2 separate regions of the Homo sapiens genome follow, and region 1 is linked to region 2. A link is an interaction called in ENCODE POLR2A ChIA-PET data of the cell type or tissue named here. Cell type or tissue: Caco-2. All regions are shown on one strand. Each heading gives the region's core, and the rest is flanking DNA. Links, peaks and the distances in the headings are about the cores only. Region 1 has its middle 52 kb from the start of DOCK9-DT. Region 2 overlaps FARP1 (FERM, ARH/RhoGEF and pleckstrin domain protein 1).

Region 1 (5,000 bases), core at 1-5,000, 630 kb before region 2:
GAGCTCTATGAGGGCAGAAACTGTATCTTATTCTCAATTATATTTGCAGAGCCTATACTATGCTTGGCACACACTAGGTCCAAATATTTGCTGAATGGACAAAATGTTTGTTTTCAGATGTCTTAGTTGTTTCGGTGTTAGTGTCTTAGCTCCAGCTGCTATAAAAAAAATCCCATTGGCCGGGCACAGTGGATCACACCTGTAATCCCAGCACTTTGGGAGGCCGAGGTGGGCGGATCACGAGGTCAGAAGATCGAGACTATCCTGGCCAACATGGTGAAATCCCGTCTCTACTAAAAATACAAAAATTAGCTGGGCATGGTGGTGTGTGCCTGTAATCCCAGCTACGGGAGGCTGAGGCAGGAGAATCACTTGAATCAGGGAATCGGAGGTTGCAGTGAGCCAAGATCACTCCACTGGACTCCAGCCTGGTGACAGAGCAAGACTCTGTCTCAAAAACAAAACAAAACAAAAAACCAACAACCAGGTGGCTTACTAACTACAATGATTTGTTTCTCACAGTTCTGGAGGCCAGAAGTTCGAGATCATGGTGCCAGCATGGTTGGGTTCTGATGAGGACCCTCTTCCATGTTAAAGAAGGATGACTTCTATTGTATTCTCACATAGCAGACAGAGAGCTAGCAAGCTCTCTGGCCTCTTCTTTATACGAGCACTAAACCTACCCATTCATGAGGACTTCACCTTCATGACTTAATTGCCTCCCAAAGTTCCCACCTCCAAATACCATCATGTTGGGATTAGGGTTTCAACATAAGAATTTGGTGGGGTAGGGAGCACAAATATTCCGTTTGTAACAGTATAATAGGGTTCTCTAGTGAAACAGAATCAATAAGATGTGTATGTGTGTATGTATTATACATCCATGTATCCATATGTTTCTTTCTATTTTAAGGAATTGGCTTAAACGATCATGGAGGCTTAAAAGTCCAAAATTGCGAGGCTAGGGTAGGCAGGCAGGCAGGCTTGGAAGGCTGACAAGCTGGAGACCCAGAGAAGAGCTGATGTTGCAATTGGAGTTCAAAGTGAGTCTGTTGTCCGAATTTCTTCTTCCACAGGAAAGGTCGGTCCTTTTCTTAAGGTCTTCAACTGCTTGGATGAGGCCCTCCCAGATTATGGAGGGCAATCTGTTTTACTCAGTCTATTGATTTAATGTTAATCTCATCTAAAAATTACCTTCGCAGAAGTATCCACATGTATTTGACCAAATATCTGGGTACTGTGGCCTAGCCAAGTTGACACATAAAAGAAAGCATCACAGTTAGGATATACTTTAACAAAGATCAAAAAACAATGCCTTATAAAGGATGGAAGTTAGGTTTACTCTTAGTCCAAGTGTAAACAGTTCAGGGTTGATTGATGACTCTACCATTTTGGGGTCCCAGGCTCCTTCTATCTTGTTGCTCTGCCATTTTCCACATAGTACTTCCTTGTAGCAGAAAAGGGAGATGGTATGGGAATGGTGTACTCCTTCCCATTTAAGTGCATGACTTTAAAATTGCACGTATCACTTAACACGTCCCATTAGCTTTAACTTTAACCATCCCATTAACTGGAACCCAATCCAGTAGACACACTTCAGTGCAAGAGAGACTGAGAAATGTAGTTTTTGGCTGGGTAGCCAGAGGCCCACCAGCACTGCTATTACTATATCAAAAGGGAAGGATAGATGTTGGGGTGAGGGAGGTATTCATCAGTCTCTGATAGTGTTCATTCATGTTTTGTGTTGCATTACATTTGATTGGAGTTCAGAATGTTTACTAATATTAAATCTGCTCATTCAAATTTGAGAGATTGAGAGTTGTGACACAACTTAAGTTTCATAATTAATGTTATTGAATTTGATCTTTCTTCTGCATCTTAAAGCACGTGTCTTGAGCAAACCTGCACATGAAAGTTGACATACCAAATGGGAAGCTGAGACAGAAGACAGAAACACAGATTCAGAAACCCACCTTGTTAAGACTGTTCCACTTCATTCTTTAGGAAGTAGGTGACTGTGAAAGTTTTGGAGCAGTGTTAGAATATGACAGATTGGGGTAATGGGAAGATAATCCGGTGGTTCCACATTGATTGCTGGATGACATCCAAATGCATCCATATGGCTTACAAGGAACTGCCTGTCTGTTTCACCTCAACTCCTGGCATCCACCTTTACTGCCTGTGTTCTGGCCACACCGAATCACAGTTCCTTCACTGTTCCTTATTATTACGCATCTCTATGTCTTCTAACAACTCTGCTCACCATTTTTGTTACCTTTTTAAAATAGAAATTTGAAGATTAAGGAAAACAGATAAAGGGCCCTTAAATTGGAGCCTACTCAGGTCCACCTATCTGTCTCTGCTGTTCGTTGAGTGCTGCGGTGTTTCAGGAATGTGTTAGGTGCATTCTTTTTGTCACCTCTCCATCCTCATGGCACCCCTGAGGGGTGTGCCATTATCCATGTTTTGCAGATGAGGAGCTGAGGCAGAAGTTTAATGATTGACTCAAGGTTACAACAGTCAGAAACTGACAGAACCAGGAATTTTGGCTGACTTCTGAGCCTGGGTTTTTCCCACCACATATTGTTCTCTTTGGAAAGAAGGTCTTAGGCTTAAGATGATTAGTAAACACAGTATATCAAGGGGCTGTGGAATCTCTGGGAGCTTCAGCTTCAGTTTGGAGTTACACCTCTTGGGTGTGCTACTGGAGAGCTGTTACCTCAGTGACTTGTGATGTGACCTGCTTTGCCGACTCTGTACTTATGTTGGGGGAAACTGGGGAAATGAGGGAGGAAGCAAATTTGGAATATGGTTTTAACCAGTTGGAATGAATTCATCCTTGACTCCTGAAAGCTTGTAATCTTCATAATCTCTTTTCTAGTGTTGCTATTTTGGATATGAGGTATGGGATAGCAGATGAATGCTTTAGGGTTGTGTGAGCTGAACAGTATTAAAAATGTGCTTTTCTCTCATCCTGAGGATCTTCCATTAATCCACTAGATGGAGCAGCTGGTTTGAATATATTTCATGATTAGAAGTTGGAAGAAAAGACATGGTGTTCATATCAGAGCCATGTCACAGACCCCCTGAAGTTGGCCAGGCATTTTGATCTCTATTTTTTCCTCTCTAAATATAAAACTTTTATTTACTCAGCACATCTATATGTAGGGAGCATTTGAGGTTCTTCTGGGACCTGACAGAAAACCATCATGGTAGAGTAGAAAGAATTCTAATCTGAAGTCTGGGGATGTGAGAGTAGAAGTCCTAGTTCAGACACTTTAGTTCTCTGTGACTTTGGTCTTTAACCGTCTTTAAGCCTCAGTGTCCTCACTTTTATCACTGTTGCAATAGGTGAGATGTGAGATGTGCCTTCTACAGGTTAGGTATATTGGGCCTCTGTGCCATCCCTTTAGACCACCTGCGCGATCAAAGATGCACGAGCTTCCATTTTGCCTGACTTGAAACTGCACTCGCTGACAGTGTCTACAACATGGAAAATCCATCCCACTGAAGACTGGAGGGTTTGTTGACGGCATTAGTTCATTTGCCTTTGTGATACTTCCGTCACCCACGGGCATTCCCGCTCATGCATGAACCCCTCCTTGGGGCAGTAGTTTCATTCCCTCACAAATGGTTTATCCTATTTTAGGGCAACACTGGTTATTAGAGTTTTTACTTATTGGTCCTGGTTGATCCTTCCAGAGCAGCCCATATCTTGTAATCTTATCTGTCTTTCATATTCAGATTTTCTGTTTTAGAACTAAGGTGGAATATTTGTTTTTTGCCTTCTCTACTACTGGTCCTGCCTGAATGATATGCTATATAAGAAATTAGACATGTTATCAAAATGCTTTTTAGTTTTTAGTTCTCAACTGATAGATAGGAAGGTGGCTATGTATGTTTAAATCTGCTACCTGTACTCAGATGTCTTAAAACATCATATGTCCTAGAATTTTAAGGTTTCATAACAAGGAACTATTCTTTAACAGTTGTTGACACATTTGTTCCTAAAAGCCAATGATGTCTTACTTAGACTACTGGAATCTGCTCCTAAGTGTTTAATGAAGTGAAATTAAAACTTCCATTTTTAGGTAGCTTTGAACTATGGGAATGTGTAACCTCACTACTCCTGATTTCTGTTAATTTTTAATTAAATACACATCTGCTAAATTAAAGACTTTCACATAGGTTGACATTCTTGTTGTTTGCCAAATACAAGAGTTTGTGATATTTGGAAACAGACTCTTCAAGTATTCCTTTTAAACTATACAGATTTTGTATTTCAAGTGGAAAGCTACAAAACACCAACTCTGTTTTAATTTGTCATATAAATTAATAAATTTATGTCATGTAAATTAATAAATTTATGTCATGTAAATTAATAAATTTATGTCATATAAATTAATAAATTTATAGTACTTCCCCTTTCAGTTGAGGAAGAGGACCTAGCCTCAGCCTTATCTTTCCCAAAGAGGGGTTTTAGGGGTGCGTATATTTGAATGAATTTTGGAATCAGGTTTTTTTTTTTTTTTGAGATGGTGTCTCACTCTGTTGCCCAGGCTGAAGTGTGGAGTGCAGTGGTGTGATCTCAGCTCACTGCAGCCTCCACCTACTGGGTTCAAGCAATTCGCCTGCCTCTGCCTCCCAAGATGCTGGGACTACAGGCACACGCCGCCACTTCTGGCTAATTTTTTTTTTGTATTTTTAGTAGAGACAGGGTTTCACTATGTTGCCCAGGCTGGTTTCGAACTCCTGAGCTTAGACAATCGGCCTGCCTAGGCCTCCCAAAGTGCTAGGATTACAGGCGTGAGCCACCGCACCCAGCCTGGAATCAGTTTTAACAGTGTATAATCTCATTGGCACTCCTTGGACTGAAGCCACTTAGCATTAAAATGTACCTTGATCTCCTGGTGACCTCCAGTGACCCACATTGATGACTCTGATGGGTTATCATTAGTTCTCCCCAGGAAATTTGAATCATCAGGATGTTTCTTTGGTTA
Region 2 (17,843 bases), core at 7,574-12,573:
ACAAAAATCAGCAGTTATACTTGGCAATGGGCAAAACACGACATGTTCTGGACTGGTGCACACAGATGGTAAAATGTTTAATTTTAATTTTCTCTGCCTTAGGAACTTCCTTCTTTTGCACTTGAAAATCATCATTATCAAAAATGTTATAGCATATATTCCCAATTAAATATACTATTAGCATTTAATTTCTATACCCTAGGACCACAATCCTTTCAACTGAAGTCAGCGAATCCAACATTTAATTAGCTCCAGCCTCCCCGTATAGCTGAGTATTAGCTGAGATAAATCATGTAATCGAATGCTTTTGGGGAAATACTGCACATACCGAAGTGATAACTTCGAGATCCTTCAGATATGTTCGCTCGGTGGTAGACACTTCCTTAGCTATGAAGTACGCTTTATCAGTTGGGAATCTCTGCAAAACCCAGCAAAAGAAACAAAGCGCAATAATCATTTTTGAGTATGCGTCTCGGAGAATGTCCTCATTAAAGTGATATGTTACTAACTTGTGATCTTTTGTTAGCTGGCATCAACAAGAAATAAAATTCTTATTCTCCTTTTTGGGTTAGGAGAATAAATAAGAATGTATTCTCCTTTTTGTGTTAAGAGAATAAATATGAATTACTCTCCGTTTCATGTGAGGAGCTAGGCTAAGATAATGGATTTCCATGATGAGAATATAGTCTAGGAAGGTTTCCTTCCAGGTAAAAATTACCGTCAGCAAAAGGACTCAAATTAGGCAAAGGAAATACATAAAAAAGGAACTGTCTCGTCCTATGTCCGTTGGTGGAGTTGGTGTTCATGACATGGAAGTTACATTGTGGGAACACATGGTAGCTGGGTCTAAAGGGACAGGGGTGAGATCAGCTGGTGGCATCATCGGCCTGAACTCCCTTGGCGGCTGTCAGTCAGGTGGGCAGCCAGCCCCACCGTGGAGGAGGCCGGCCATTCAACCTTGCTTTCTCTTTAAACAATAAGTGCAAGGAGGTCGCCTGTTGTCCGCCATTTTGCCCACTTCTCATAGGAGTCCACCTGACTCCACTGCTGGGTGTACACACAACAGACTTCAAAGCAGAGACTCAAACAAATACCTGGACACTCATGTTCACAGCAGCCAAAAGGTGGGAACCACATGACTGTCCATTAACAGAAGAATGGATAACAAAGTGTGGTTTATACACACAGCGGGACATCACTCAGCCCTCAAATGGCAGGCAATTCTCACCCATGCTACATATGGATGATCCATGAAGACAGAATGCTAAGTGAAATAAGCCAGTCACAAAATGGCAAATACTGGGTGATTCTGCTTATATGAGGTACCTAGAGTAGGCAAATTCATAGAGACAGAAAGTAGAATGAGGTGCCAGTGGCTGGCAGGAGGGGGAAGGAGGAGTTAGTGACAAATGGATGTAGTTTCTGTTTGGGAAGATAAGTTCTGGAGATGGATGGTCGGGACAGTGGCACAACAACATGAATGTACTTAATGCCAGCAAGCTGTACACTTGAAAATGGCTCACATGGTACCTTTGCTCTTATGTATATTTTAGTACAATTTTTAAAATTCACACAAACACACGTGCACACACAGCCACACACGCGCTTGAGCCCTCGGCCCTGTACCTTCCTCCGGCCCTCATCCTCATCGTCCGTCCGGGGGCAGGCCTGGTCATTCAGCAGCGGGCTGATCAAGGGAGAGGCCTGCTTGGTGTCGGGGCTCAGGTTGGGAGACAAGGTCACGTTGGCAGGGGCCACTCCCCCCTGCGAGTTCACAGACAGCTCGGAAAGGTGAGGACTGCCAGTCAGGGAGCCTGTTTGGGGATGAGAAGTTTTAAAGAAAAAAAAAGTAATTTTTTTCTGGGACCTGATTTCTATTCACTACTTTCACCTTTTTCAAATCGTAAGATTTGACTACCCCGCCATGGCAAACCTAAAGCGATTCTTTATTTTCTAGTTTTTTTCCTAAGTCAAAGCTGCCTTAATAAAGATACCAAAGTATGAAGGATTCAATGGAGCCTCATTACGTAATTAATGATAAGATAGAGAACTCTGCTTAGATAGCAATTAAAATAGCTTAAAAGCATAGTGTATCCCGAAATAGGAATTTCATCTCCCAACTACTGCTTACTTCTAAGAATTACTCAAGAAAGACACAGTGTCTATGTCACAATGAGACATGGGGAAATGATTAGAAAATACAACTATACTAACAGGCATCTAAGCAACTGCTGTACTTAGGACACACTACGTCCCGTAACAATGGGTCACAGCTAACAGAAAGGTCAAGCAACTAACTCCCCATTCTACAAAGAACAGAAGCAAGCTTGTTATACCTGGTGATGTCATTCCATGTCTCTCACTGTTTGGGACAGAAACACTAGCATCACATTACAGGCATATGTGATCACTTCAACATGCAAAAGCAGACGTCATTATATTATCACAATTTCCCTTTATAAGATAAAAGTGACAGGGTACCATGAGTCCTTGAGAAAGGATACCATAGTAATATGAAAATGTGGCCAGGCGCAGTGGCTCGCGCCTGTAATCCCAGCACTTTGGGAGGCCGAGGCAGGCGGATTGCCTGAGGTCAGGAGTTTGAGACCAGTCTAGCCAACATGATGAAACCCCGTCTCTACCAAAAATACAAAAACATTAGCTGGGCATGGTGGCGGGTGCCTGCAATCCCAGCTACTTGGGAGGCTGAGGCAGGGGAATTGCTTGAACCAGGTAGGTAAGGTTGCGGTGAACTGAGATCGCCCCACTGCACTCCAGCCTGGGCGACAAAGTGAGACTCTGTCTCAAAAAAAAAAAAAAAAAAAAAAAGTATATATTACCCGCTATGAGTCAGCCAAGGGAGATGATATGTATAGGACACTCTTTGCCAATACACTTTTGCAAATATCTGTATCTCAACCCAATGAAGCTACATGGGATGTTTCAGAATATACTTCTAACCTAAGTGTTTTTGTCTAACACTTATATTTATACTAATAAAGCAGATTTGCTAGAGCTAATATGAGGTAAGCAAAGTTAAAATAACCTGCAGTCCTGTCTACTACCATGATAAGGAAAGACAAAGTCAGCGCTTTCTCAATTTCCCAGTCTACAGTTTCAGGCTCGCTGCTACTTGGTACGCTGAAGATCTCTAAGGGAAAAGGTGGAGGGCGGTTTTCTAGGAGCACCCCCATTTTCCTGTCATCTGTTCTCACCCTCTGGAGTCATGCATGTGCATTTTGGAATTACAAGATACAACAGCCTACCTAGAATGGAGCTGATGAAGTAAGGGCGGTGAATTTGGTCCCAGTATAAATGAACCCTGGAGAAACCACCACCAGCCCCCACCCTTGGTGCCAGGTTGAGCAGTCAGCAGCACCGCCAACACAGTGGAGGAAGATCCACTGTACCTGGAGAATGACAAAAGGCAGACGTCCTGCCCACGGACTACTGGTTAGTGCAATGATCCTTGGATAGCAAGATTAGAAAATGTGAGGAAAAGGCAGATTCAGTAAGCTTGCATTTTTAAAATCCCTCTGCTTTTAAATCCTCATGTTTTTTAATATACCTCACTAACATGAAGCCTTGTGTTAGACAAAGACCCCATCACCCGAAACACCACCAGACCCAGAAAACCCCGGAGAAAAAGGCCAGAAATTGCTTCACAAATGTCAATTTTATTGACACTAGTGCACAACTAAATACAATAATTGCAAAGGAAGTGGAACGTGTCAAACAGAAATGGTGACAATGAGTTAGAACTGCAGTTGTTTCAAGGTACTACACTATTATTTAAAAAAAAAAAAATCACAAAAAGAAAAATGTTATCACTACAAGTAGGAATTAGAAGAGAGAAATTCTGGCAGTCTGTCTAGAGGTTAAAACATTTCATGCATTTGTGAGTTGCTGTTGGAGAGTTGTTTTTTATTTGTCCACCGTAATCTGGCAACATCCGGGGCTTACCTTCAGCTCTCGCACTGTGCGTGAGATCGGGTGAGGCAGTTATAAGTGAGAGCATGCTGGACACCTTGACTTTGCAGTGACGTGGAACAGAAAAAGCATTCACCTCATCATTGAAAGAGTTGGAGCCGAGAATAAAAGGTAGTTAGAAGGCTAGTGGGAAGGGGAGCGGAGGCAAGGAAATAGCAACTAACAGGCCCTAGACAGCATCCGGCAACAGAGAGGAAAAGAACTGCCACTCGGGGCAAGGGAAAAAGTAGGGGGAGCACACTCCGATACAGCCACCTCCACTCTCAAAGGCCAACAGCGAGCACCCTTGCTGCACTGCACCTGGGAACACACATTTAGGGGACAGAGCAGTTGGAAGAAATGAGGTAACAGACTATGGTTCCATAAGAGAGCCTGCCTCGCCAAGAAGGCGTGCCACGGTTCAGAACAATCCCCACTGTGCTACAGAGGAGACAGGACTCAGAAAACAGAGGGCCGAGTGGGAACTTCAGGGTCACCTGTGTACCTAAACGAAGGAACAGCTCAGGATTAGCCCACAGGCTGCTGGGGGCAGGCTTGCTGCATTTCACTCACGGAGCCTAAAGATGTCAGTAACAACTACTTAATATGTGCGCTCTGCAGACTTGGAACGACAAAATTAGGGTGGTCAGTTGGCCTTTTCCCAAGACGCTACTCCAGCTTTGCTTATAGGGCCTAAGAAAGAAAGGGCAATGGGTGTGTTTAAACAGCAAGACCAAGAAGCCAATAAATATCAAAGTCTGGTCTAGAAATCTATCAGCATTTTAAGGAAGGGAAAGGCCTGAAACTCTACAGTTCAGTTTTGCTAATTTGAGCTGCATCTGTGGAGAAGAGGCCCCTTCTCTCTTTGCAAGATAAACAATCCGAGGCTTTGAAAATGTACAGGTGACGTGGTCCAAACAAAATATGTAACTCATTTACCTTTCAGCAATTAATGAAATATGCTGACAAGGGGGCAATTAGTAGAATTTGGCAGCTTGATGAGTAATTAAAATTCTCTTTTGACTTTGAGCCAGGGTGTGTGACAACAGTCTGTACAAACTGGTGTCCATACCAGCAGGTGGGAAGAGCTGTGTCTATAAAAAGCCAATGTCCAAGGTCACAGAGTTATTAGAACTACGTGGAATCAATTTTTCACTGAAGTAGTCCATTTTACAAAAAAGCAAACAAACATGGTTCTGTTGTTAGGTAAAATGAGCCCGGTTTGATTTATATGGCATTATAAAGCTTGTTTACACCTTGCAGTCTGTCACCTGCTTTGAAGGCACAGCCCCGGGCAACGGGGAGAGGAAACTGTGACTGACATTCATTGCTACTCCATGAAATTATCAATGCCTCGGTATTTCTAGCACTTCTCCCTTTATGACAAATTAATGCAAAGTAATTTCATTAGGGAACTCGAGGTAAATAATTTGGGGGGACCCTAAGAGGAAGCACCTGCTATTAAGGCAATAGGTGGAAAGAAGTTTAAAGAGATTAGAAAAAAGATCAGTCACACACCGAAAGTCTGGAGGCTTTGAATGTTTTCAAAATTATTTTTCCTATTTCCTGAAATTGCCCTGCAATTTCTTAGGCATTCAGTTAGATGTCAGGTTAGTAGCTCTCAAATCCTTCACCTCTTCCCCATGATTTCATGACCCCTCCCGCCACCCTGCCATTCATCTAGAAGAGGTTTGGGTTTATGCTGCCCCCCTCAGACTGAAAACACCTCCAGTCATACAGCTCTCAAGGGAGGCATTTCTAGTAATTGCTTTATAAAATCCTTTCAAATGTACACATTCTCATGGCACAAACAATTACGGAACTTCAAATTAGCACTGCTATATTTATGGATTTCAATTTATCACCCAGACCAGAAACTGCCTGCGCTGCTCTCTCTTTGTAATTTAAAACACGCTCATCATTCTTCCCTCTTGGCCGGTCTGGGGAAGCTGGGTTTGCAGCATCTTGATCAGCTCTTCGGCAGAGCTGCTGAAAGGCAGTGGGAGGAGACTTTATCATCAGTGAGCCAAAGCCAGGCCTTTCTTCCCGCTTTGGGATTGGGCACAAGCTGCCTGTTAACCATGTACCGGTATTCAAGGCTTCAAAACAAACTCACACAATTCTGGGAAAAGAAAAACATTTCTAATCTATTTTTCAAGTGATAAAAACGGCATTTCTAGTACTTAACTGTACCTGTCCTGTTTTTTAAATGGGTCTCAGTTTTTAACCACATAGGTATTATTTTTTCCTATAAAGGGGGAAACTAGAAAAACTGACAACTAAAAAAATAGTAATCCAAGATATGCTTATTGAATAGCTAATATCTGACAGAATACTGACAAAAATGAGACTACTGATTGCATTCTCAATTTTTCTTTTCCAAAATTTTAAAGTGCAATTATAAAAAAGTTTCTATGCTTTTTCTTCAATATTCCCCCACATAAAATTATTTATTTTGCAATCTTCTGGGTGCCACTTATCTACCATAATTTGTCTTCTTTTATTCTGTTCTAAAACATAGGAGATTTTCTCTCTATGTGCCCAGAATATGCTCAAAAGGCCCAAGTAGGAAATATATTAGAGATGTAGGTTTTCATCTATTTTTTTGAAAGGCTCTATTTAAATCCATACGCTCTAAGAGGATACAATGAAACCTCTCTTGAGATTATCCCATTTGAAAGCCAGTTATCAAAAAAAAGGGCAGTATTATGCTGAATAATACGTAGCTTCCTGAATAGGCAGGACTCACTAGCGTCTGATATCTAAGTTGGGGCTCAGTGGAATACGCAAAGCTGGCGGTATTTTATAGAAATTACAAAGTTCCACAAGAAAAGCCAGGTTATAGGATTACCCATGTTAGCAGTGTGGTCCTCTTCTTGATACCTGAGGTTGTTGAGGGTAATGTATGTGTGCTTCTTAGACCCAGTTCCTTTAAGAAAAGTTTCACAAGCAGCTAAGCATCAGCTTCACAGTTCATCATCAAGCAATTCAGAAAAGCAATAGCAATGCAACTTGCAGGAAAAGAATTGAAATGCACTAATGGAAAAATGAATGTGCTACCTTGTTCTTACTTATGAGGAAAAGACACAGGAGAATGCTGCTTTGTTTGAACACGGTGGTGGTGATGGTGGTGGTGATGTTGGTAGTAGCAGTGGTGGTGGTGATGGTGGTGGTGGTGGTGGTGGAGGCAGTGTTTGGGTTGGGAACATGGTGCTTCGTACCAATGAAAAATACCATCTTGTACTCAGGACAAAGCTTCAGCCATCAGTGGGAAAGAACAGTTACAATGGACAGTTTTTACAGCATGATACCTGTTAGGACAAGTAAAAGCCCCTTCAGTTTAGATCAACAAGAGATATATTAATACCGTGCATACACTGTGACATGAGCTTGGCCTTCCATGCTCAAAGAACCACCAAGCTCATTGTTACTGGAGAAGCCAGCATTCTTCCCAGTGGTATGAGTCCATGCTTTATTGACGTACTTCATTGTTCCGCCATGGAGAGAAGAAGAAACCAGACAGCATCTGTGAGAACCTACATGTTGGGTGCCCACCAAAATGAAAAACAGCTCCTTGGCCATCAGAAGCCAACTGGGACCAAGTCAGGTGAGGCCTTTTCTACATTCCCACCCACTTCCCCACCCAGCAACACACACACGTATCTACATATCTATAAGCTAAATTCTCTTACAGATATGACATAGGTAAAGGTTTCTATCCCAATTGAAATAGATGTTTCCATTCAAAACATAAAGGCAAATCCATGGTTGGCTGTCTAGGCTCTCCATGCAAGCTACAGTCACAGATGCGTTCTGTTTCAGTGAGACCTCTCCTCTAGCTACAGTGATCCTGCTCACCTCTAAGGGCCCCCCTTCTCCCATGCACTGCCCAAAGTATAAAGTGCAAGCCTTGTTGGAAGAGCAAAGTTCACCTCTTCTTTTCCCACTTTAGTGAAATATGGCATCACCCAGGACGATCACTTAGGATGCTTCCACATGAAAGCTTGCACTTTGGGGAATAGGATCACTGTATTCTAGAGGAAAGAGGTATTCCAAGTACAAATTGGTATTCAGCAGTGTTAAAAAAAAAAAAAAAGACATCAGACAGTGCTCCAACAGTGTAAGAACAGAAGCTACACCATGCTTTGAGGGTAAAGACAGAACGCTGAAAACAAAGCGTTTTCTCCTAGATAGGTACATGCTGACAAGACACTGCATACAATGGAACAACGGAAAATGTTTTCCCAAACTGATTAAACAAATGACAAAAATGAGAATGAAGTCCCCAGCCTTTTCTATTTCAAATTAATTTGGTGTATTAGAAATTTTAAATAAAACATATTATCTACAGTATTAAATATACACACAGAGAGAACAGAAGGGAATTTGATTAATAATATAGGCCAAGCTGGTGAGGTTTGGTTAGTTAGGTTTTCACAGCAACCTTAGGAGGCAGAAACAGGAGTATGGGTAAGGGATTTATCCATCAGCCATTCTTGGTGCTTCTGGAGCGAGCAGCCAGTGTGCGTCCTTAACTAAGGAAGACCTATCTTCAGTCTTTCAATAAATCACTGCAGGGAAAGTGACAAATGCTTTACTTCCTACAAAGAAACTTTGAGGCCCAGAAGAAAAAGGAGTCGTTAGCTTGGTTTCAAGAGCCAGAAAAGGTCATCTATGAGTAATAACAGACTGGTCACCATGCCACTGCAGGCTCCTAAGTGACCCTTCTATCATTTCCCACTTTAAGGCCAGCTATCAATCCTGATTCATAATAAAGCAGACTCACTCCCTCACAACCCCCACACCACTACCGCCTCCACATCTCACTCAAAAGTGGAGTCAATCACTGTCCGATGCATTTTACTCCACACACGCACACCTGCCCGGTAGTCCTCGCTCCCTCCTTAGCGTCCTTGGTCTGTGTGCTTTTCCATGTTGCAGTGATTTCTAACTACTCCTCACTCCTCAACATTCTGCAATTGCTGCACCTGGCCCCAGCAGCACACTCCAGTATCTCACAGCACGATTTTCCATGACCGCACTGGCGGCGCCGGCCCTGTAGAGTTAACCTTTTAGACTGGCTTTCAACTACTCATGGAGATCAGATATCCCGTGGCAAGTTGATTTTTAATCTTCCCTACTTTCAAACAGAAAGCCACTCCAAGACAAATCAGAGTAACCTGATCTGGAGACTACATGAAGATGCAAATGCACTGCCTCCACTCCAAGTAACACTCCAACACCGGGCGCCGAGAAGATGCTGAAGGCTTGGTTTCGAGGCTACCATGCTGTGATGTCTGTGTCGAGTGGCCAATCTACACCGAAATGATCCTGAATAAATCAGAGTCTATTCAATGTTTAAAGCTTTCAGGAAAAGAAGATTTTCTAATTCTTCCCTAGCATCTACCAAGACGTTTAATTGCTTTCACTAGGGGTTAAATAAAAAAGTTCCTCCTGCTTGAGGTTTCATCTTTTTTTTTTTTTTTGGAGTGGTGTGCAGTTTATTTTATGAAGTGAGAACTTTTTTCAAAACAAGACGCTATCTCCCCTCCTCCCAAACACACATATGGCACAATAAATCAGCATTTACCACTTCTGTTCATGGGGAAATGCTTGGAAATCTCTCTCTAGGTTACTCTAGGAAATGACAAAGTTGCCCTTTTCAAGGATATACCCAAACAGCTAGCACCAGGCCACTTTTGATCTGTGATGTCTACAACTCCAGGCCAAATCATCATACAGATTGTGTGTGTGTGTGTGTGTGTGTTTTGTCATTATTTTTTAATAGAAAGAAAACTGTTATATTAAGTGTCACGCTAATTTTGGCCTAAAAGTCACAGCTTCATTTTAAATCCCAACAACTGGGAGAGGTGTGTACATGTGCTCACTAGAGACACCATTTTTATTAAGTTTCACTCAATTAAACAGAAACAGATGGAATTAAACTAACAAGGAAAAAAAACAGTACCAGTAAATTCTTTAATGTTGTCAGAGTAAATGTCTTTATGCCGCTCACAGAAGTTCATTCAATCGTACCTTTCTCTCCATATGCTCTTACGGGCTTGGCTAACAGAGAGCCAATATAAAACTCATCAGAGAGCTACCATTTTAAGTGGAAATGGTAGCAACGGATTATTTTTAAATGGCCACCTCTTTAAATTTATGCCTGAGGTTGTAATTTTTTGAATTTTTGTAATCAGACCTTGATGATGACCGTGAGCAGTAAGATATAAATAACTCCCACATGCTTAGCGTTCCAATAATGGAACACTACACATACATGGCTAGGGTTCAAAGAAACTTGCTCTGTTACAGGGATTACCTAGAAAGACTCTTCTGCAGTTCAATTTGTAAAATTTAGCAGCAATAGAATAGACTCATACCATCACACTAGAGGAAGGCCAGTCTTAGAACTAAGTCCATGACCATCAGAGGAGAAATGTTTACAGACCATAAAAGAGAAAGTCCAGAGAAAAAAAGTCTTTCTGGGGAATGTAACTTTAAAAGCTCTTAAAAATCTAGCTAATCAGAATAAGGTCCCAGGCAAAGAGAAGGGATCCAGATAGAAGCAAATAAAACCAACATAAACCTGATAGTTAAGGGAACCCAGATTTGTTAATTTAAGACTGGGTCTGCCTGTAACGCAATTACTCACTAACAGCTACAGTTTCACCAAAGTCATTCTGTGCTGAAATACGGAATAATGCTTTAAGTAGAAACAGTGGACTGAAAGCATGCGAATACTGATTACAGGTATGAAACAGAGAGCTGTGTGCACACTCATGGCAGTTTCAACAACATTTAAAATGACAGATTAATATTTACATTGTTTCTTCCTTTAGAAATTGCTTGACAACAAAACCAAATTTTTGTTTTTGGCACCAAATTCCAGGGCTAATAACCAAAGTTGAGTTTCTGATGCACATTCAGAGCAGACTGGATTTTGTATATTTGGTGGAAATTTTGAGAGGCTCGTGCTATGTTTTAGTTTTGCAGGCCTAGCTTTTTTCAGCATTGCTTGGCTTGAATCTTCAAATAAGTTCTTGAGAATAAAATCAGAATTACTTACATTTTAAGTGCAGGCCACATGGCACAATTGGGGGGAGATAAATCAGAAATTTCCAAATATGAATCACACATGCAGGGAAGAATCTGGCCCACAGACTTCCTCTAATTAAACGCCTATCTAATAAAATATTGTCAATGGCATACAGATGACTGTTCAAGGAGCTGAAGCCATTTATTTTGAGTTCTGGAGCTCATTAAATGTATTTCTTCATGCTAAAAGAATTTCTTGCGTTTTTATTTTGCCCTTAACAAGCGGCAGCAAAGGCAACCACAAAAGGGTCTAAAATTCACATATTTTGAAATAATATCCAACAAAAGATATTAGCACAAGGAGGCCCTCGAGTAGCCAACAGTGGCTTTAAGATTTGTGTTTACATAGGGCTTGTCTTCCATTCACGGTCTTAAGATAGCACGTCACAGAGCAGCCAGTGAGTGGCTGGTATCTGAAGGCCTGGGTCCCCTATTGAGTCAGGAGACCCCTACACTAGCTATTGTCCTAGAAAGATTGGTTGAGAGGTCTCAGGAAACCCTTTGGAAATCTGAATGCATTCAGAAGTCTGTAATATCTGCTACCTAGTATCACACCCAACCCTACCTCTGGCCTTCCTCCACTCTTAGTTCAACTTCATGCACACGCATGCCCTTGTTAAGCTAGAATGAGATCTGCAGGCTGGGTAAAGACCTGGGGGACTGGAGTCTCCCCAAAGTCAGAAGGTTTGGAGGGTGGCAGGGTAGATGCTGCTGGCTTTTCCTGACTGAGCTCTTCACAGTGACACTGAGGAGACCACATCACCTCAGCAAACGTGCTCCACCAGGCTCAAAGAATGTATAAACGGACCCTTTGGCCAATGTTATAGAATCTTTATTAGCATAGGACAAGCTCCTCTTGAGGCAAGTAGTGACTATTCGCAGCACATCAGGATGTATGATAAACAGCCTTTAAACAAACTGTAAGCACCATTAATTACACCAGGATTGCTGCTTTTGTGAATACTGGCCAAGAAGCAGAAATTAAGTTGCTTGCCTGGTACAAAGCCAGTGAGGGAAAAACTCTATGAGCAACTCTTAAAGTGAAAAATCTCATCAATACACAACTGAGTATACTGCCATTGATCAACTGCTCTTAAAATACTTAGATAAAAATCACTGCTGTAGGAAAAAGCAAAACAAAATAATGATTGAAGCGTGTTTTGCTCGGGGATGCTTACATTTGACGATTCCTGTCATACGCTGTGTAAGTTCATACCTAGTGCTCAATCGTATTTCATTACCAGACTGCTGTATAATTAGAGGGAAAAAGAAAATTCATTTGAACAAACCACTTTCACAGATAAACCACAGGATTCCACACTTGGCTCTGTTTAACTCACACTTCACTGAACACTCATAGCAAATTGACATTTTTCCTATGTCTGAACAGATTATGCAAAAATGTGTTATAACTGCAAAACCCTCACCATATAAAAAGAAGTAGTTCTTCCCACCTATTATGGCCTGTAATTGCCTAAGTCTACTTGATCACTAGTCTCCACATCCGATTTGAATTATTAATTCATATGACTCTCCAAAATTAAAATATTGAATCAAAAAGCTCCTATTGCACCAAGATATCACAGAGATTAAAAAAGTGAAGCCTAGAGACGAGGTTACAGTTTCAGCTTTGTCATGCAATAGCTGTATTAGTTATGCAAAGTCACTTAACTTTTTCAGAAGAAATGAAGGTTTGCCCAGAAGAACCTCTGAGGTCCCTTCCAGTTTAAAAATTCTGTGATTCTGGTTAAATATATAAATTCAAAGCAAGGCGTAAATAGACTACTTCAATGAACAACTCTCAAACGATCCAACAATCAGCTTGATTCAATCAGGCACTGAATCAAATGATTAGGAAAACAAAACAAAAAAAGTCTGTATAAAAATGGATTAAGTGTTCAGACTCTTTAAAACCGACTTCTGGACATTCATGTGGACAGATATCATTTGTCAATGAGACGAGCCGATCCTCCTCCATTTTCTATGCTGCTGCCAAATTCTACTCAGTGTCCTAAGCACGCCTGGTGCTTCCCTTGTGATCGGGTCGCGTGATGAGCCCAGTGAGGCCCTGGTATGGTGGCACATCAGGGAGCTATCCTTGTTAGGACTCTTTTCAATAATTTTGTAGTTACTTAGGATCTAAAAATTTTATTCTACAATTTATCTTTTTTTTTTTTTTTTTTTCAAAAAAAAAAGTACCTAAGGCTGAAAAGTACAAATCACAGGCATCAAGAAAAAGCAGTTTGTTTGTGATGTTTTTCTTACTCTGCAAGCAAGCCAAAAATTTAGCTAACACTTTTACTGTATTCCACTAGATTCGAGACAGCCTGGGTAAGAAGTGACCCTGGCTGCCCAGTACAAACAGCTGGGAAGCCCAAGGAGCACTCAAGACCAATGAGATCAAAATCCCTAGGGTCAGGGTCCCGGCATCACTAATTTTTAAAATATCTCAGAAAATTGCAACGTGCAGCTAAGGCAGAGAAACTTCAAGTGAAAACCAGGCTCTTTAATCTAAAATGCAGGAATGCTGGGTGAAAGGCAGTGACACTGGTGGGCAAGATTTAAAAAGAAGTCAATCTCTCTCTCCTTACATTTTCTTTTTTCTGGCTCAGAGAAACATCCAAGTATCACTATTCCCAACAGAGGACACTGTTCACCAGAGTGTGAATGGTAAGACTGTGTCTGTACACCAACCAAGAGCAACCATGCTGGAAAACAGTCCTTCTCTGCGCTGTACACAATTCAAAGGCAGGCATTTAGTTTGTTGACCTACTGGTGACAACAGTGCCTATTTCAAGGTGTTGCTCTTCCCTGCATCCACACTCAATAGGATTTCAGTTTCACCAAGAGATTCTGAGAGGCAGAATTGTACTTCTTAAAACATAACAATATGATCCACCAATGCAAACCTAAACCAAACCAGCAATCCCTAGTAGATCACAATTCATGAAGATTTGACAACTTTTCTAGTATTTCACAGGAAGCCTGGGAAGCAGAAATAACCCCAAATTCTTCCCATTAAAATATTCATTATTCTTGACGAAAGATTTCACCAACATAATCTCAACTAGCTATCAATTTACATTTGGCCTTGAATAGTGCCAATTCCTCACTTCATGAGGCATGGACAAAGCAGCCCTCCTTTTAAAGAAGGGGAGAATGGGAAACCCTTTTCTGTAATCTCAAGGATGCTTCAGTTCAAACTCTCAACCAACAGGAGGGTGAGCTGCATAATTGAACATACACAGAAAATTGCCATATAAATATAACACACTATACACATGATCGGATTCATAATAAAGTGTTTCTTCCTAGCCTTCAACCAGCAAAATAAACAAGCTCCTGAGAACTTGTCATTAGGACTTGCTGTTTATCTTGCCCACCTTTTCTGGAAAGCAAGCCACTTATGTGAAGTTTTGTTTTTCTTAACGATTTTAGAAGTCAGGCAGACTCTTTCAAACATGTGCCTGTCCAAAATCTCCTCTAACAAATGTAGACTACAAATGAATGAGTCACTAGAACAGATGATCTTTAGGGAAACCCTGGTCTCGTGACCCCAGGTTGCTCGGGCTGAAGACTTGGCTCCTGGCCTCCTCACTCATCCTCCTCCTGTTCCTCACTCATCCTCCTCCTGTTCCTCACTCAAACGCAGGCCACCCAAGGACCCCCGGCTTCTCAGCAGGGACGGGGAACGCAGCACTGCGGGGTTACCAAATATGAGGGGCTGACTCCCGGGGATCAGCATCTCAGAGTCTGACTCACTGGACTCAGTCCCACTGCTGGTGGAGCCCTCGGTCACTTGCAGGGGTGCCAGCTGCCCCGCCATGCCTCTGGCACACACCGACTGCACAGCAGGGACCTTAGAGGCTGCACCCATGGGGGGTGTGCCATTAGCCAGGCTTCTACCCTCGGGAGCAGCTGCGCTGGCTTGCCCCCACTTCCCACGGCCACCAAGCCCATCCATGGCCTCCGGGGTAAATGCTACCTGGCTAAGGATGAGTGGATCTGTCTCTGACTTATTACATCTACCAGGAAGATTCCGCATGTATGGCCTTGGCGAGGTGGGGGACCAGCGTTCATAAGGAGGACCCTGGTCCGGGAGAGTGTCTTCTCCCATACTCCCCTCTCTATGGTCATGTCCATTTTCCGAAACATAGCCTTGAGACCCAGTTCTGTCCCAACTCATATTTGGACTTGAACTGCTGCTGCTGGGAGACAATGGGGTGGCCAGGGGGCTGTGACCAGCCGAGCCCTTGAACATTTCATCTATGAGAGAGCTATGCCTTGGGAGTCGAGGGCTCCCGCTCATATCAAAGGTGATGTCTGCTGAATCGTCATCAAGGAATTCTCCGGAAGGAGGCCGGGAGGACTTCGCAGAGTGCGGGGAAGCCCTACGCCCAGCCTCTCTTCGCCCCTCCTCCCTGGACAGCAGATAGACACCGCTGGTCAGATCACCCTCATAATTGTCATTTGTTTGGGACCGGGACCGGGATCGGGACCGGGATCGGGACGCTTGTTCTCTAAGAAGGTCGTATTCGCTATCTACGTCACTGCAGTCAATGAAAGGAATGGAAGTACTGCTGCCTCTGGCAGCCCGGGATGCTGGACCTGTGCTTGGCTGCGGGGGCTGAGGTTTACTCTGCTGGGTCCTATCCTTAACGACCTCCTCCTCTTCCTCCGTGGGCGCCGAGGCGGCTCCGTCCGCCTGCTTGTTACCCGCGGGGCTTCTCCTCGGCGCAGGGCTCGGGTGCGACCCCGGCTCCCCGGCGGAAACCTTCGGTTCCTTTCCTCGCCGGCAGCTCTGGCCCCCTGGAGATTCGGCACCTTCTCCAAATGTAAGGCTGGTGCTCTGCTGAGACTGGGTGGGGTGGGGAAAAAGGTGCGGAGAGATAGAGAAGAGGGAGACTGTTATTCCAAGGCTGAAAACAGAAAAGGAGAGCCAGGCAAGAACACCCGAGGCCTCTGCGGCGGGAGAACTGCCCCGGAGCTCTCTGGCCTAGCAGCAATCACGGAGGCACATCTGGGCATGATCCAGAAGGTTCCTTCAGGGCGTGGCGGCTGACAGCACTGTTCCCGGCAGCACAAGCCCGGCCCGGTCTCTGCTTTCCAGGACCCGCCGACTCATGCTGGGGTTTGCTTTGCTTTTCTTTTTTGGAGGGGGAGACAGGATCTTACTCTGTCACCTAGGCTGGAGTGCAGTGCTGCAACCACAGCTCACAGCGGCCTCGACCTCTTGGGCTCAAGCAATCCTCCCAAGTAGCTGGGACCACAGTCCTGCGCCACCATGTCCGGCTAATTAAAAAAATTTTTTTTGTAGAGATGGGGTCTCCCTGTGTTGTCCAGGCTGCGCTTGAACTCCTGGGGTCAAGCAATCCTCCCACCTCAGCCTCCCAAGTGGCTAGGACCACAGGCATGTGCCACCACACCCGGCTAATTTTTAAATTTTTTTATAGAGACTGGGGTCTACGTTGCCCAGGCTGGCTTTGAACTCCTGGGGCCAAGTGATCCTCCCGCCTTGGCCTCCCAAAGTGCTGGGATTACAGGCGCCAGCCACCACGTCCTGCTCATGTTGGGCTTGTAAAGCTTCTACGGAACAAGACGGCCCTTCCAGCCCACAGGGGGTCTCCAGGGAAGGATGGGCAGGCACATCAGGGACCCCTGAAGGCAAGTTGACACAGTCATCAGAAAAACGACAAAGGACATGTTTGCTTATACTTCTCAGGGCAGCCTGGACGGGGAAAGGGGTTTTTTTGGATTCACACGATGAAACCTCCTTTATATTCTTCCCCAAGTTTCTTTTTCTCTTTTAGAGAAAGCCCTGAGAACTTACCCAGAGACCAACTCCAGGGAAAACGAGCTTTTGCCACCCTCAGAGCAAGAGTGATAATGTCTCTTACTGCCAATTGTGGTCACTGCCCTGTAATACAAGCTCTGGGAACTCGCCGACCAGTTCTGTGCCAGCAAAGGCTTCTGGCCTTGGCACCAGGCAGGAGTTACACCCATTGGTTACAAAGCGGGTCCCCATCTCTTCCCAAGTGGACCCATTTAGCTGGAGAGTCAGTCTCAGCTCTGCCCACTGCCGCGATGGTTCCGCCGCTGAGCTGAGTTCTCAGTGGCTTAGAGCACCGCATGGGAGATGAGAAGGCAGCTGAAAACACAACACACTCCACGGCCTCTGAGCCCAGGCTGCCGGCACATGGCACAAAGCCTATATCTGGTCAAAGCCAAGGCCCATAATCAGATTCTCATCTGCTAAAAACCCCAAAGGAAAGGACAGAGAACAAGAAAGCCCGCTCTGAAGCCCAGGGCTCCGTGGAGGAAGTGTGGGGAAAAGCAGAGTTATCATAGGACAGCGCCATCACTGACCTGCTCCAGCACTTCCGAATTCAGTTCTGTAGGCTGTGAAGCAAGGCTCCGGATAGAATGAATCTTGCTGTGCTTCCTGGGAAAAATCACACAAGATCATTAAAGTTAGGTGAGGTTTTTGTTTCTTTTTCCTTGGTTTTAAATGAAACAAAAGTCCTTTTGTTGGACGTATTAGTGCCTTCCTCAATAATGATGGTACCCAGAGCCGCCTTTACAAATGCTACTTGGAAACATACGCAGTCATCCTTTGATAGCACTTGCATGGTTCAAGGGTTACTTAAATCTCGGAGAAATTCTCAGAAGCCCTTGTTGTAGTTCTCACGGTGCAGCTCGTGAAGAAACATTTAGCAACTGAGCAGGACCTTTCTAGTTAAGGGGAAAGTCACAGAGGAGGGAGGATGTGGCTGCGC

The links. ChIA-PET counts read pairs that join two places held together with the same protein. Peaks named below come from ENCODE experiments on the same cell type or tissue, not always from the same donor. Only the 100,000 strongest peaks of a DNase experiment are listed, where the experiment ranks them.
Region 1: POLR2A ChIA-PET joins it to region 2 with 9 read pairs; 2 of 35 experiments call an interaction of 5 or more read pairs at or near these places.

What each region holds. Positions count from the first base shown.
Region 1 is chr13:99,032,015-99,037,014 of GRCh38, reverse strand. It overlaps a transcript of DOCK9 not described here. Among named protein-coding and RNA genes, the nearest start is that of DOCK9-DT, 52 kb to the left of the region's middle. In Caco-2, for the core only: a CTCF peak has its summit at 2,967 (motif pointing right); a DNase peak (open chromatin) is centred at 2,424.
Region 2 is chr13:98,393,309-98,411,151 of GRCh38, reverse strand. It overlaps FARP1 (FERM, ARH/RhoGEF and pleckstrin domain protein 1), which reads right to left. Exons shown (of 27, transcript NM_005766.4): 12 at 17,434-17,509; 13 at 15,676-15,925; 14 at 1,627-1,814; 15 at 329-418. Among named protein-coding and RNA genes, the nearest start is that of FARP1-AS1, 34 kb to the left of the region's middle. In Caco-2, for the core only: no CTCF peak of the experiment used is centred there; no DNase peak of the experiment used is centred there.